4 separate regions of the Mus musculus genome follow, and all the other regions are linked to region 1. Evidence: chromatin loops called from intact Hi-C (ENCODE). Cell type or tissue: left cerebral cortex. All regions are shown on one strand. Each heading gives the region's core, and the rest is flanking DNA. Links, peaks and the distances in the headings are about the cores only.

Region 1 (3,918 bases), core at 513-3,012:
ATCCCAGACCCTGACCCTGCCATTCTGGTGTGTGTGTGTGTGTGTGTACATATACACGTACACATATACATATATATGCTTAAGCTTTATGAACATTTAATACACAGTGGACCTAGATAAAAGTTACAGCTTTTATAAGAAAGTAATTGCCAGCAGCCCCTGGAAACTGTCATGTTAACCTGCTGGAAAATACCAGCGTAAGTGTCTTTCTCTTGTGAAGTGTTACTGAAGGATACTTTTTAAGAACAAATGTAAGGAAAAGCTTCCATTTCACATAGCACTTTTAAGACCAGGCAGGACAGTGTGTCCTAAGACTTGAGAAAGGCCTCAAGAAAAGCAGATACAGAAAGCAGACCTATTTTGATTTTAAAGAAACTTGTCGGGGACTGAAGATGGGCAAGCCCTGTTGATGTCTCTTTACCTGATGCTGTGGGGCCTGGTTATTCCCTCCATGCTGTGGCCAGCAGCAGAGCGGTTATAGTTACAATGGTGCTTTGTTTACAAGGCTCAAAACTAGCAGAAGTTTTGTCCTTGCAAAGACCATGGACTTTGGGGAAAATTACCATTTTTAAAAAAAATTTCTATTGTTTACTGGTTCCCACAAAGATTGCTTCTGTAATATATACTTAAAAATTACTATTCATAAAAAAGAACAGTAAAAACCAGAACTTCTCATCAGAGAGTGGATGAAAACTCCTGTTTCTTTTCCCAGGGTATAGCCCCCTTGACATTTCTGTGGGTTCGCTTCCTGCCCCAGGTCCCAGGCTGACTCCCCTCCAGGAGCATCTTAGAAGTTACTCTGGTCTAAGCTTTTGCTTCTTCGGAAAGGCCTTGGCTCACTCTGGACTGGTGTTTGTGTGGGCAGGAATGGAATCATTTTGCAGCGTGTGGCTCTCCCAGCGCGCCTGTTTCCGGCTCTCTTGGAGAAGAGCCCTGGGAAGCCAGTGGGCGAACAATGGGGGTCGGAGCCCAGTGACCTGGCAGGCCTTCCCCAGCAAGCTTTGCCATTTATACATTGGTGCTTGCTCCTTCTCTTGGGAAATCTGTGCAGACCTCCAAGGAAGGACTGGGAACTTCTCCATAAACTCTGGCTACTGTGGCCAGGAAGCTGGAGCAGGGAACGGTAATTGTGAGACACTGTCAGCAAGTGGAGACTAATGTACAGCAAATGTAGCTGTAGGCAGGGCTGAGTTGTGACTTAGAGTGGAAACATGACTAGGGGCACAGTTATCAGATGTTTGGATCCAGGAAGCAGGGGACAGAAACTAAACTCTAAAGATACCAAAACCATCTTAATGTTCCCCTAGCCTTTAATTTTATTATTTTATTTTATTTTTGAGAGACTTGCCATAGCAGCAGAATCTATTACAGTGTGGCTTTTAAGACATTCTTGGTTTTCGGAATTAATTGGTTCCCTCTGGAGGCCTGCAGCTTCCTTTGTCCCAAGGTTGAGCCATCCCCTCCCAGTTAGACCGAGCTAGACACCCTGGTCCTTCATCTCCACTTCTAGAAACAAGGGCTAAAGTAAATGTACTTTAAAAGTCAGAGAGCGGGTGGAGACATAGTTTTACAAGGTATGCATGAGTTCCACAAAGAACCAGTGTCCAGCAAAACAAACGACCCATGTGGTCCTCACCTCCAAGAACTTCTGGGCCGATTAGGACAGGAAAGTTTTAGTGGCCTGCCCTCTAGTGTCAGCCACGGAGAACCACAGCTGGCTGGTGTTGGAAGGGAGGTTCCTTGCGGATGGATGCAAGCCGCATTCCAGCGTTGGGAAATGGATATGGGCCGAGGGCAGGTGTTTAATAAGAGTAGGTGCTTTCCTACTTCACAGTCCTGAAAGCTGGGTCTCGTTCTGGGAACCCAGGCACGGGACATCTTGTTCTCATCAATATCTGCGTTGGGAAATGGATATGGGCCGAGGGCAGGTGTTTAATAAGAGTAGGTGCGTTCCTACTTCACAGTCCTGAAAGCTGGGTCTCGTTCTGGGAACCCAGGCACGGGACATCTTGTTCTCATCAATATCTAGGTGCTGATCTTGCCACTGGCGTTTTATTACCTTGTTGCAGCAGGGTTTGGCAGGCCTGGTGGAAGCTGGCCCTGCCTCCTGTATCGTCTCAGATGCAGTTTCTAGAAGATGATATTCACTGCCACCAAGTGTTCACCAGCCACTCTGGGGGTGCTATGTCTTCCAGGCACCTATCATCCTAGTGGGGGTGGTATGATAAACGGCATCCCCTCTCAGAGCATAGAATCCCCACTGGAGGGGTTTGTGTGAGCCATGATCCAGGTCCTAAGCCGCACCTCTGGTCTTCAACACTGACTGTACAGGACAAAGGGAGCAGACTTTCCTGGACTTCCCGTTAAAACAAGACTGATTGAGAATCTAGTGGTGTTAGCTTTGATTTGAGAATTACTATCTCCTTTTTCGGAAATGGTCAAAGATTTCTATCTTGTTTTGGTCTTTTGCTTTAACACAAAAGGTTATCAATTAGCTCCAACAGGCCTGATAGTCCTTGTTCTGTATCTCGGGCTGCCTTCAAACTTGGAGCAATCTCCCTGTATCAAGCTTCCAAGAGCTGTGCCAACAAGCTCAGACCTTCTCGCTACAACCTTTGATTTTAGAGACGGGAGAAACCATGGCTTATACATGTTAGGAGTTTATCATGGGTTCAACTGTGTCTTTCAATATTATATTCCCTGAGATTCAAACTCAGGTCCACGGAGTGCAGGGAACCCTCCTGATAGGAAGCTAGCCTGAGGTTCTCATCAGCTGACTGGAGGCAGCTGACCACTGTGCGGTATATGACAACAGTCTGCTTTCTGCTCTTGTAATGTCTTGCTGAGTCCCAGTTTTGTTAAGATAGGCTCTTGGTGTATATCTTGGGTTAGTTAGCTTTCAGCTTGCTGTGTAACTCATGCTGCATTTGAACTCATTCCCCTGGCTTCCACTTCCCAAGTACTGGAATCACTGGTGTGCACCACTATGCCTGGCCAGTCTTGCCACCTTTTCTGGGGTATGTTAAATAAAGAATGCATTATTATATTTAAGATCATGGCAGTGCATTCTGTATTTAATCTTAAAAGCCACCTGCTACAATGATTAAGATCGCATCCATAAAATGATCGGTGCCTTCTGCAGTCTCCTTGTGTTGTCACCAAAACAACCCAGTAGTTCCCTAACAGTTGCAAGCAGCCACTGGGGCCAACAACCCATCTGTCCCTTGACCCCACAGCGTATGGTTGTATAAGTATATTCTACTCCAGGCACTGCTGCAGGCTCTCAGGAAAGTTTCAGAACTGTAAACCAAAGTGGAATTACCCCAGGCCAAAAGTCTTAAACTTGTTAAGAGTTGAACTACCATTTTTCCAGGGGCAAATAAGCCAGCAGTGGCTCTCAGCCTTCCTAATACTTCAGCCCTTTAACACAGCTCCTCATGCTGTGGTGACGCCAAACATTACATTATTTCCTTGCTACTTCATAACTCTGATTCTGTTGTTACGAATCACAATGTAAGTATCTGATATGCAGAACACCCAATACGTGACCCCCTAAGGGGTCTTTACACCCCAGGTTGAGAACCACTGCTAAAGGCTCCAAGAAGGAAGAGGTCTATGAGATAAGACCTGGGGCAGGGGCGGGAGGAGGAGCTTATGATTTCCAGACTCCGGGCAGGAAGGGAAGGTGTGGCCAGGGAAGGGTTGTAGGGGACCCAGCATGGGAAGGTAAAACTGGAACCAATGGGCAGGCAGTTGTGATTTCCTTCGCAATGAAGGCAATATGAAAAACAGAGTTTCCAGGACAATGTGACAGTGAGGAAACAGACTCACTATGTTGCAGAAATGTTTTAAAAAACAATTCGGAAAAAATTTGCTAGAATTGTCCATCACGGTGTGTTGTTAAAGGCAAAAATAGTA
Region 2 (3,918 bases), core at 737-3,236, 380 kb before region 1:
ATAGAGATTCTCCTGTTTCTTTGGGTGGCCTAGAACTTGCCATGTCACTGAATTTAAAGTCCTGATCCTCCAGCATGCTGGGTTTATGTGGTGTTGGGGGGAATCTAGGCTGGATGAACACTCTATCAACTGAGCTACAACTCAGCACCCTAATGCTGTCTTCTCATAGAAATTAACCAGACATCACTTTACAGACAACAGAAAATAAGGGGTCAATTATAATTACTTTGGTTAGTGTTAACAGATTTGTACATAGAAATTCACCTATGTGTTTAGTTCATAGAGCTATGTCTACTTGAGAATCTACTCACGCCAACTTAAACAGAAGCTTTCGTTTAAAATCACTTCTGCCATCCTGGTAAACAAAAACACGAGCAGGCACTGGCTTTGAGTTCTTACACAGCCTCAATTATGTGTTAGTCAACCCAAGCATCCATTATGTACTCAATAATAGCTATGACACAGCTCTGGACAACAGCAATGCCATGGAGAGGCAGACACGAGATAGCCTGCTTACACTGCTTTTCCTGGCGGTAACATTTTTAAGCTGCGTGGAAGCCATGAGATCCTGGCTCCCTCATTAGGAACTTTACCCAACAGTGCTTTGACGGCCTGGTAACTTAGAAGAAAATGTAGCATGCCAGTTCTGTTTGTTAGTTGTTATGAACATAAGTTCATGAACACGAAGTTTCTGTTGAGAGCAGCTACATTCCCTTTAAAACTGCATCGGTGTACGCAACAAAGTAAAGAAAAGAAAATTTTAAGACACTGTTAAGGCTTGGGGATATAGCTCAGTTGGTAGAGTGCTTGCCTAGCGCTCAGGAAGCCCTGAGTTCCATCCCTATCTCAGCAAAAAAGTGCTCTCCCAACCCACCCCCACGCCCAGCACGCGCCAGTAATCCCGATACTTTGTGGGGGGGAGGTGGAAGCAGGAGGATCGACAGTTCAAGGCCATCCTCCCCTATACCTCAAGTTCAAGGCCATCCTGCGCTTCAAAAGACCCAGGGTCAAGAAGCAAGATTGCTAAAACAGCAGCGGAGGCGGAGGGAGCTGGTCCTTAAGGAAGGCACGCGCTTGCTTCTAGATTCCGAAGCGTTTTCAAAGCTGGTTACAGTCCTTACCACAGCACACCCTTGTGAGGTAAGTGTATTATCATCTTTGGTTCATAAATGAAAAAGTTGAGGCACTGAGCGTATTAAGTCACTCGCCTAAGGAGTATGAGTCAACGTCAAGAGTCATAGTTGACCCGGTTTAACGACTCCTGACCTTCAGTCCAGGGCTGAGTCAGCGGAGCCCCGAGTGGCTTCCCTGGCTGGCACCTGGACGTAGGCTATTTCCGTCCACGTCCAAGCAGAATACTGGAACCGATTGGACAGAACTTCCAAACTTTCACGTCCAGCAAGATTCACCCCTGACGCCTTCATCTCAGGACTGGGAACAGGAAAAGCCGACGCGTGCACTCCCCTTCCCCAAACGAGTGAGAGGGTACCGTGGGGCAAGCCCGCCCACCCGCTTGGGCAGCGATGGTAGCAAGGGACCACCCGCGTTAGTGGACCGGGGACTGGGGAGACGCAGACCACATCAACGACTCTCCATCGCCGCCTCTTTCAGAAACCAAGAGAAAATGGTGGGAGGCGAAAAGAAAAACTAAATAAAAAGCAACTTGTCTTAGGACCTCAGCTAAGCAAATGAAGCCTTCTTGCGTGTGCTGAGCCTGCAGTTCTCAACCTTCTAGGAAAGATGGGAGGACTGGGCGACAGAAGGCACAGCAGGAATGCCCCGCAGTGAGTGCAACCGGAGCTCTGCCCGCTGCCCAGCAGAGGCCTAAATCCAACTCGGCAGGAAGCGCCCGCGGCGCCGGGAGCCACGCACCCTCGCCAGCGACCACGTGATCACTTTTTTTTTTTTTGGAAGAAAAAAAAAAACTTCTTGCCTTAAGAAAAAAAAAAAAAAAAAAAAAAAAAAAGACTCCACTTCCCAGAAGCCTCTCCTTCCCCAAGCAGCTGCAGTCTTGCGCAGGCGCCGCTAGGGCCAAACGGACACGTCCGTCACGTGGGCAGGAGCCGGCCAATCCGGTTTGAATCTCATTTTTTTCCTCTCGCCCCCCCTTCAGGAGCGGTTGTGCGATCAGATCGATCTAAGATGGCGACTGTGGAACCGGTGAGTATTGCCTTCGGCCCCCACCCCCGAGCTCCCCGCGCTCCGGCTTCCTCCGCTCAGGGACTCCCGCAGGACGGCGTTACCGGCGCGCACGGCGCCTCCCGCCGCGTCCGGTCCCTGCCCGCCCCCGGCCTGACCTTCGGCGGGCAGCCTCGGCGCCGGGAGGCTGGCGGCGGCAGCGTGGAGCGCACACGCCGTGTGGGGGCCCGGGCACCGGGGCGGTGGGGGGAGGGGCGCCGCGCGGGGCCGCGATGCGGCGGGCGGAGGGCGGCTCGGGACACGGGCGCGGGGATCGGCGTGGGGTCCCGGGGTCTCGGGGGGGCGTGGGGCGGGCGGCTCCTAGCGGGCACCGTGGCTGGTGGGCGGCGAGCCGGCCCGAGAGAGCCGGAGAGGGAGCCCGAGGCAGCGGCGCCTCGCCGTCGCCGGCGACCCGCCGCCGGGGGTCCTCGTGCGGGCCGCGCTCTGGAGCTGCGGAGGAGGGTGGGCTGGCGGAGCCCACCGGTGGGCGCGCGGGAGCTGGGCGGGCGCGTCCCGCGGGGAGCCGGGGGCCGTGGCGTTGAGTAGGGGAGCATGCTCAGGGGTCGTGTCGCGCACCTCCCGGCGCCGGGGACAGGGGCCGGCTGAGGTGGGGATCACATTGTCCTGGCCCCTCCACGCCGGGACGGGGCTGTCATGGAGGAGGGAAGGGGGAGGAGCGAGGCCTACAGATCGCCGCCGCGGGTCGGCTGGCCGGAGACCTGCATTTCACACGCGCCGGGCTTTCCATTCATTCATCCTCGGGGCGCAGCGCGCACGCCTCCGAGGACCGGGTAGATTCTTCCGCTCTTAAGCCACCACCAGATCGTCTGGGAGATAGCCAACGAACACTTAATTTTAGAAATAGGAACTTTCAAGATTACCTTTTCTTAAATTAAAAGAAAAAACATTTTTTTTTAAAGCATGGTGGGGGCAGTGGCGCGAGCCGCGACTTGCGAGTGGAGGTCAGAGGACAGCTTTTAGAGTCCCGAGGATCGAGATTCAGGCGCTTTTCTCGAACCATCACTTAAGCTCATCAGCATTTGCTTTTCCATTTGATGTTTCCTTCTTAACTTTATACTGCTTCCCTCTTAATGAAAGCGCTATTTTGAAATTAATTGAAGCAAGATGCACATAGAGCATCACGGCGTAACTCCGGTAGCCCGAAGGTGGTGATTTTTTTTTTTTTTTTTTCTTCTGTCATGGTTTGGGTTTGCCAGCAGCTGGCTCACTGGCCATCCATCGCAGGTTTTTTTTTTTTTTTTTAAGGAATGTCACACATGTGTGAAAGTCTCAGGCGCATAAAGGCATAGACTAGCAACCAGAAACCTCTGTAGAACACCTTTGCCAGATGTTTTAAAACTCACCGATAGACTGAATATGAATAATTTGATATGTTTGCAAAATGGCCTTATCTTGGCAAAATTCAAGACAACTTTTTGGGAGTGGAGACATGATTTACTTGTTCTTTATTGACATCAGTTTTCCTGGCATTTTGCAAAACTGCATCATAAGTTGTTGGTGAAATTAACTTTAGAATATCAATGTAAGAGCAAGAGGGGAAGCATTTAAATGTAACCTAGACTCTTGACAAGTTCTCCTGTCTCCTGATTGAATCTTCTACTTTTCTCTACCAGTGTTAGAGGAAAATATTACAGATAATAATAGAGGCAAAGCTAAGCAATAAACAGCAATGTGTTCTATGACATCTCAGTTCCACTTAAGTCTTGGATTGTGCTAAAG
Region 3 (3,918 bases), core at 555-3,054, 290 kb after region 1:
GGACCTAGCAGTGTTGACTATCGCAGCTGATAGTGTTCACCAGTGGCCATTAGGAAGGATCATATCAGGAGCTGGAGGCAGGGCAGAATTTGGTCCAGGTGAGGTATACTGCCCCCTTATTTGGTTGATAACTACTTTATGTGCCAAAATGAAGCCTAAGAGCAGTTAAACTTTCTGAACTATAAATACTTCCAAGAAATGAAGTGATAGTGAACACATTAGACAGATCTGGGACTTTTCCTACAAACATGATACTTATAACAACTTAAAGGTTAAATGGATATGAAATCTGGTCAACCTCTATTATTTTCCATTGTCTAGGCACTATTTCTTTTTAATTTTTAAATATGAGAAAATTTAGGTCACATTTGGTATAGCCATCTTATGCAGTAAGGCAAAAATAATTCAGACTTCTAGGCTCTTACTCCTAATACCTCATTTTAAGCATTTATCAATGGTGCCACTATTCCGCATCATTACATTATAGTCTTTATGATATGTCAATATTATTAAAATGTATAGTTGATTCAAATTAACAGTTAATAAACTCTTATGTCTTACAAAGAAGTCTGTTTTTTATTATTTCAATTATTCATCTGGTTTTAGAGTTGCCATTTTTATATTCAAGAATAAGCATATCAAACAAGGAGTATTTGAAATATATTGTCAATTACTTTAAAAAATTAAAACTAACTTCACTATTTTTATTTATTTTATAGATATATTTACTTGTATGTCTATGAGTGCCTTGCCTGCATATTTTTCTATATACTATGTGCATGCACGGTGTCAGAGAGAGGTCAGAAGAGGGGCAAATGGAATTACAGATGGATGTGATCTGCCATATGGGTGCTGGGAATGGAACCTAGGTTCTTTGCAAGAACAGCGAGTGCTTGTTTAACCATTGAACCATCTCTTTAACCCCTACATTTTAAAAATTTGTGTTAAAAACAATATGACAGTGTTTGCTGTTACTTGGTAAGCACAAGGGCTGAGGAAAAAGGAATCATATTCCCTGTAGTGTGTTCTCAACCTCTCAGTCCTTCGATTAGTTCCAATAGGAATCTCGTTAGAGCAGAGAAATACTTTCTTCTTAGCACGAGCCAGTGCAGTTGTTTTCTTGACTTTGTTTTCCATGGAATCTCTTCTGCATCATTTAAGTGAGGTTAATGCACTCATCAGAACCAATGGTTTGACCACACATTCCCTTGTTCATAAAGCCACGCCCAGATCCGAGGGTTGGCAAGTATCTGAGGATGCAGTTGGTGGACGGCATGTTCGCATTCTGTACCTTCCTAGCCTTGTAAGCCAGTGTGGAAATCACATAGGTCACAAGAATGGGCAATGCTGCTTTAGAAAGCATTTGCTGTTCTTGTTCTTTGTGAGACAGGATCTTTATGTGTCCTTGATAGCTTGCAAAAATATTATATAAATTTCAATTGCTTAGATGGAATTATAAAATCTAGGTTATTTTATATAAACTTAATAAGACAGAGAAAATTTATTAGCCTAAACTGGTGAAATTGTGCCACCTAGTGATCTTTACTAAAAAAAAAAAAATCCTTGTGGGTTTTAAAGAGTGTTTAAGTTTGTAGAATATTAAATGTTTACAACAAATCTAGAAATTTATTTGTCTGGTGTATAGTATAAATTTAGGGTGTGATTAGCTTTTTTGGGTGTTTTTTTCCTTTATTTTCAAGTTTTTTTATGATAAAGTTTATAAAACTAAAAAACAAACAAACAAAACCCACAAGCACAAAAATGAAAACAGAATTAGAAGCCATTTCTGCAAGAGTGTATTCTAGTCCCTAGGAATTAGTGTGTATTAGTGTATACATTCTAGGTATTTCTAAGATGTGCTTTATTGAGTGTGAATCCACCTATTCTCTGGATTGTATTCATGTAAAGTAGTAATAAGACTGTGCGATGAAGATCACTAGGTAGTGAGATTCTTGGTGGCTCATGGTGGACAGGGAAGAAGACAGCTGTGTGGTTGAGGTCTTTGACTTCCTTACCTTGACTAGGCTACCACATGACCACTACAGGCCATTTCCTGAGACCACTAGAATCAGTTTTGTTTGTGTTTTACAGGAGGAGAAAAATTGTTATTTGGTTACATTAGGAGAAACGGGGGGGGGGACTTTTATTTTTATTTTTCTAGCATCTAAAATCGACATAAAGCTTTGGTCCTTTGTCTAGGCACGGATTCGTTTACATTTAGACTTGTTTGATTACTTCTGAAAACCTGGTTTTCATGTTTAAAGAAAGAAAACATATCCAATTATCAGTGAGTGCATATCATGTGAGTTCTTTTGTGATTGGGTTACCTCACTCAGGATGATACCCTCCAGATCCGTCCATTTGCCTAAGAATTTCATAAATTCATTGTTTTTAATAGCTGAGTAGTACTCCATTGTGTAAATGTAACACATTTTCTGGATCCATTCCTCTATTGAGGGACATCTGGGTTCTTTCCAGCTTCTAGCTATTATAAATAAGGCTGCTATGAACATATTAGCCCAGAAACTTAGAATACTCAAGATATAATTTGCAAAACACACGAAACTCAAGAAGAAGGAAGACCAAAGTGTGGATACTTTGTCCCTCCTTAGAATGGGGAACAAAATACCCATGTAAGGAGTTACAGAGACAAAGTTTGGAGCTGAGATGGAAGGAAGGACTACGCAGAGACTGCCCCATCTGGGGATCCATCCCATAATCAGCCACCAAACCCAGACACTACTGCATATGCCAGCAAAATTTTGCTGATATGACCCTGATATAGCTTTCTCTTGTGAGGCTATGCCAGTGTCTGGCAAATACAGAAGTGGATGCTCACAGTCATCTATTGGATGGAACACAGGGCCCCCAATGGAGGAGCTAGAGAAAGTACCCAAGGAGCTGAAGGGGTCTGTAACCCTATAGGAGGAACAGCAATATGAACTAACCAGTACCTCCTGAGCTCAAGTCTCTAGCTGCATATGTAGCAGATGGCCAAATCGACCACCATTGGGAGGAGAGGCCCTTGGTCTTGCAAAGATTCTATGCCCCAGTACAGGGGAACAGCAGGGCCAGTAAGCGGGAGTGGGTGGGTTGGGGAGCAGGGCAGGGGCAGGGTATAGGGGACTTTCGGGATAGCTTTTGAATTGTAAATGAAGAAAATATCTAATAAAAAGATTGTTTACAAAAAGAAAGAAAGAAAGAAAGAAAGAAAGGAAGGAAGGAAGGAAGGAAGGAAGAAAGAAAGAAAGAAAGAAAGAAAGAAAGAAAGAAAGAAAGAAAGAAAACTTAGGCAGCCAGGTGTGGACGCTCATGTCTTTAATCCTTGTACTCCAGAGACAGGTGCGTCTCTGAGTTTCAGGCCAACCTGGTCTACACAGTAAGTTCCAGGCCAGTCAGATCTACAAAGAGAGACTGTCTTAATCCACACACCTCCATCCAAACCCAAACAAACAAACAAACAAACAAACAAACAAACAAACAGAAAAACCTTATAGGTTGAAGCTAACCTAGATAAATTTGGGCACCTAAAAAACAAAAACAACAAAAATAAGAAACAGAAAAAGACAAACAACCCAGCTGTGCAAGTGCATCACAGTTCTTGTCAAATGTTAAATTGTTTTAAAAGAATTAGCTTTGTAAAACAAAAAAAAAGTGCAGCTACTTAGTTAAATGCATAAGACATATGAACACAATTTGTGCTCATTATTAGACCTATTTGGGTTTAATTTCCACTGAAATAGTCACCATATGCCATTCCATGACTTTTATTAGTTCCTTGTCATTGAATTGCTTATGCCTTTAGAACCTGCACCAACAATAGTCTGTTAATGTCTATGGATCTATGAAATATCCTGTATTCTTTTAAGGTTTGTGATGGTAGATAATCATCCAACACCAGTTACTCTTGGAATTCAG
Region 4 (3,918 bases), core at 689-3,188, 110 kb before region 1:
CTCTACATGCAACAGGAGTGGATTTTAAGTGAGTTGTATATCAAAGTATTTTTTTAAAGGCTCATGTTTAAATGTAAGGCAACTCCTTATAAATTTTGTTATCAATTATAGCTTTTTTTATCGGTAGGAAGGAGTTCAAGTTTCAAAGCATGTAAAAGTGACGTTTTAGATTATAATCTGTGCAAAACGGGGAACTGTTCATATGCTCAGGCTATCACTCCATTTTAATTCTCTCTAAACAAACTTCTGGATTCTATTATTTTCAGAGGGCTTTGGAGACCATTTTAAAGTGCATGTTTTCCCAGGATTTTCCTGTACCTCTTTGGCAAGCTTCATACTTACATTGTTTCAAAAGTATAAATAACAGCAGAAGAGAGCTCTGTTTTTGGCATACTCCTTTGTCCTTTCCTGTTGTCCTGATTCTTTTATGTTAAATCAGCCTGCAGTTCCCGTCCCTTCTGCCTTTGAACTTAGAACATGGGCTCCCGGTCCTTTGCAGGCAGACCCAATGAAGAGAAAGCATACTGTGCATGGCAGAAACTGGGTAGGACAGAATGCGGGTGCCTGCCTGCCCAGAGCGAGGGTAGTGAAGTGTGGGAGCAAATTGCTACTTGATAAGCACTTTGGGTTTGGAAATCTGGTGTCACCCACCTGTGTCCCGTGTGGTAGCGCCTATTCTTTATCCTCCCCCCCCCCGCCCCCTCGCTCCTCCTCCTCCAGGTCCTGTGGAGTCAGCTACTTAAACTCATGGTCTAAGACCTCAAAATTTCACAGTGATCTGTCGTCACAACAAATCTAAAATAATAAAAGGTAATTATGTTTCTGAAGGTACCAGTCTTTTGCATGCTTAGGACTGAGTGTGCATTAAAGTGGGCTATTGAGTTTTTGAGGGGAGGGGACTGGGGTGTGATAGTGTGTTCGGGTCTAGGGCCAGGCTGTATGTGGTCTACCCTACGGTTGGTGGCCTGGACTTGCCCTTTTCCTAGAAAAAGCAGATCAGAAAGAACAGGCAGTTCTGGCCCAGCTTCTTGACGATCACCTTTAACCCCCTCAGTGCTGACATCTGGGCTGATGGAGCCCGGGCCCTCTTGGGGATGTGGTGTAGGTCAGGAGGCTTGGGTGTTCTGCCCATCAGGGCCCTGAGGAACCCTCTGTTTTTGGGGAGATAGCTTATTTTGTGAGCTTGAGGAACTCAGCTCTGAGTTGAGAATGCCATTTCACAGGGTGTGATACTTAGCCATGTCAACTTCCATGAGGTTTACGGTCGCCTAGGCGACAAATCTCTGGGTGTGTCTGTGAGGGGTTTTCTGGGTGAGGTTTACTAAGATGGGAAGACCCACCTAACAGTCAATAAAAAGGAGACCGTGAACTGAGAGGGAGCAAGTCTCTTTATGCTTCCTGACAGCAGATGCAACCAGGCCAGCTGCCTCGGGCTTCTGCCGCTGTGACTCTCTGATAGAATGGACATCACCCAGTATCTGTGAGCCAAAATAAGGGCCCCCTTCCTTAAGTTGCTTTATCAGGTACTTTGTCACAGCCAGAGGGCAAGTAATCACTGCAGAGGGATGTCTAGAACATTAGATGTGATGAGGGAGTGTGGTAGGCCTTTGTAAACCCTTCTCTGTTGGGAAGCTGGCTTTGGACCAGCTGCCGTGGAGCCGAGCCGACTGCCTGGTAACGCCTTGTGATGTCTGGTAACGCCCTGTTCATTTTATAAATCCAGGGGACGCGGAGGGAACAAGGCCAGAATAATTTGCAGTCACAGGTGCTGCTTTGTTAGCAGCACAGCCTTTTTGAGATGGGGACAGTGTCCCTTCATTTCCTGGTTTGCTCTGCACGTCAGTTTAATACACAGGCATGTGACTAGAATCACAGACCATGGCTGCCAGGCTCCGAGTAAATGCGCTCACTGGAGGCTCATTACCTGTGATTGCAGACACAGGGAGGAGATTTGACTGTGGAAATGGAGCTTGATGTGCTATTGAAATAACTTGGCAGGTCGGTAGGAAAGGCGTGGGGGGTGAGTAGAAGGTGGGGGGGGGGCTCCCACAGTGATATCCCCTCCACACATCGGTAGCAAGCAATATTGTCCCATCTGATGAGACATGCACTGTATTTTGTTCTGCTCTACAAATAAGAAAACTCCTATCTATACTTATCACAAAGTGATGAAATTTTGGGGGATCATGATAAGTATTTTTTAAAAGCTTAATTGTATTATTGGTGTTCCAGCTTCGGACTTATTTCTGGTGCCCTATAAGTGGCCAGCAGCCTGGTCCCTGGGTGCAGATCTAGGCAGTGGGAGAAAGGAAACAATTATCCAGCAAATGCGAAGAAATCCTGCCAAGGAGCAAGAAAGACACCCCTCACCCCCTGGCCAATTACAGAAAATTGGTGTTTATAGGGAATTAAGTTGTCTGGTAATGATGCTTTCTCTTCCTTTGTCTGGTAGAGCCATCGTCAGAGCCATAAGTGAAAGAAAGCCAGAGTGTTTCCGGCCTCTGTGCTGAGGCGGTGACCCTGCCTGTAAGCACCCACCTTTGGGGGCTCAGCCGCATTGGGAGCAGGATTGAGCTTACTTCCAGGAGCCTAGTTGACCCTAAAATACAGTGAAGCGAGTGAGGTGTGTTTATTCCAGCTTGCTGGCTCTGCTTGCTATGCGGGAACTTGGTGTTCTGGTGTACAGCTGTCTGGTGCTAAAGATGACTTGGGTCTGGGTTGCAGCCCGTGTCGATCCTGGGAAACTCTCTTCCTATGTTGGGAACATTGAGAGGGTCCTGGGGTGTGACTCTAGTCTCAACAGCGCTGCCTTCTTACATCACTCTACCTGTCCTGGATCTGCTTTCCCACGGGAACAATGTCACGGTACTTTCTAGGCACCGTCTACAGTTTGTAATCTATCTTCTCACCCGAAGAATGGTATGGCACGTGACAGACATGAAGACATCTTTAGAAAACAAAGCTCTCCACGAGTGTAAACTGTGACTGATGACACACTCAGTGACCTTATCTGAGAGCTCATATTAGAGAGACAGTATTTGCATCTTTTAGGGGCCCATGTACCAAGGTAAAGCCGTGGCTTCCCTCCTTGAAGCCCTTTAGGGCACATCAAGATGCCTCAGGGGACTGAATCTAAGCATAACTGGATTTTATTTGCTTTCCACTTCTCCTTTGTTTAATCTGCTCTGTTCTTTATTTCCGAGTACTGGGAAGGATAGGAAATATGTAAGATTTTTCATATCAGTAAACAGAAATAAATGGGAGGCCCGTGGAAAGAGAGAAGAGACTATATTAAACATATTCAAAGCAAGAGGCAGGAGAAGGGAGTCTGTGAAAGTTGGCAGCCGGCAACCCCAAGGTTCGTCTTAAGAAATGACAGGCTTGGAGAGTGAAGCGCGGGGCTGTAGCATTTTTGGAAAATTGAAGTTAACACCAACGCTGCCCTTTCTTTGCTCGGCGAGACATATGGCAGGGACAGATTCCTGTGATCCTCTGCAGTCGTGTGACATTGGCGCATTTGGCTCGTTTTTTTTTAAAAAGGCTCAGCAAAGTCTTAGGAGACAGAACGCCTCTTTACCTCTTTCATCCTGTGGGCCCACGAGGAAGTTAATTCCTTTTTAACTTTTTGAGACATACTGGTTTCACAAAACAGGAAAATAAAGGGTCTCTCAAAGGACTGAGATAGACTAACCAGTCTGCAGAGTAGGCAGGAGCAGGCTGAGCGACAGGACAAGACAGGATGGCTGGCAAAGGGCGTGGTGAGGGCATGGCGGTGGTGCTGCATGCCTTGAGGCCTTGCATCGGATCCCCACCGTATGAGCATAGGATCACCTGCGGGAGGACACTGCAGAGGACTAGAAAGCTTATGGCCCATGTCAGAGCACCGGGGTGCTTCTGTACTGTACCTGTCCTGCGTAC

The links. A loop is a pair of places that touch in the nucleus more often than their neighbours do. Peaks named below come from ENCODE experiments on the same cell type or tissue, not always from the same donor. Only the 100,000 strongest peaks of a DNase experiment are listed, where the experiment ranks them.
Region 2: it touches region 1 in a loop (2.1-fold over the local background); 4 of 42 quality-filtered maps call a loop at or near these places.
Region 3: a loop joins it to region 1, with 3 times the contacts of the local background. A loop is called at or near these places in 7 of 42 quality-filtered maps.
Region 4: a loop joins it to region 1, with 2.2 times the contacts of the local background. A loop is called at or near these places in 6 of 42 quality-filtered maps.

What each region holds. Positions count from the first base shown.
Region 1 is chr3:138,904,850-138,908,767 of GRCm38, forward strand. No RefSeq gene overlaps it. Among named protein-coding and RNA genes, the nearest start is that of Tspan5, 160 kb to the left of the region's middle. In left cerebral cortex, for the core only: a CTCF peak has its summit at 1,697 (motif pointing left); DNase peaks (open chromatin) are centred at 992, 1,702 and 2,084; H3K27ac peaks cover 471 bases.
Region 2 is chr3:138,525,155-138,529,072 of GRCm38, forward strand. Eif4e (eukaryotic translation initiation factor 4E) reads left to right here and starts at 1,037. Exons shown (of 8, transcript NM_007917.4): 1 at 1,037-1,140; 2 at 2,114-2,160. The coding sequence starts at 2,143. Mir1956 (microRNA 1956) reads left to right here and starts at 1,267; the gene lies at 1,267-1,331. In left cerebral cortex, for the core only: a CTCF peak has its summit at 2,024; DNase peaks (open chromatin) are centred at 2,064 and 2,928; H3K4me3 peaks cover 2,273 bases; H3K27ac peaks cover 1,710 bases.
Region 3 is chr3:139,192,596-139,196,513 of GRCm38, forward strand. It overlaps the pseudogene Gm4862. Among named protein-coding and RNA genes, the nearest start is that of Stpg2, 11 kb to the right of the region's middle. In left cerebral cortex, for the core only: a CTCF peak has its summit at 1,527 (motif pointing left); no DNase peak of the experiment used is centred there.
Region 4 is chr3:138,799,462-138,803,379 of GRCm38, forward strand. All of the region lies in intron 1 of Tspan5 (tetraspanin 5), which reads left to right. Among named protein-coding and RNA genes, the nearest start is that of Tspan5, 59 kb to the left of the region's middle. In left cerebral cortex, for the core only: no CTCF peak of the experiment used is centred there; DNase peaks (open chromatin) are centred at 1,742 and 2,890; H3K4me3 peaks cover 477 bases; H3K27ac peaks cover 2,364 bases.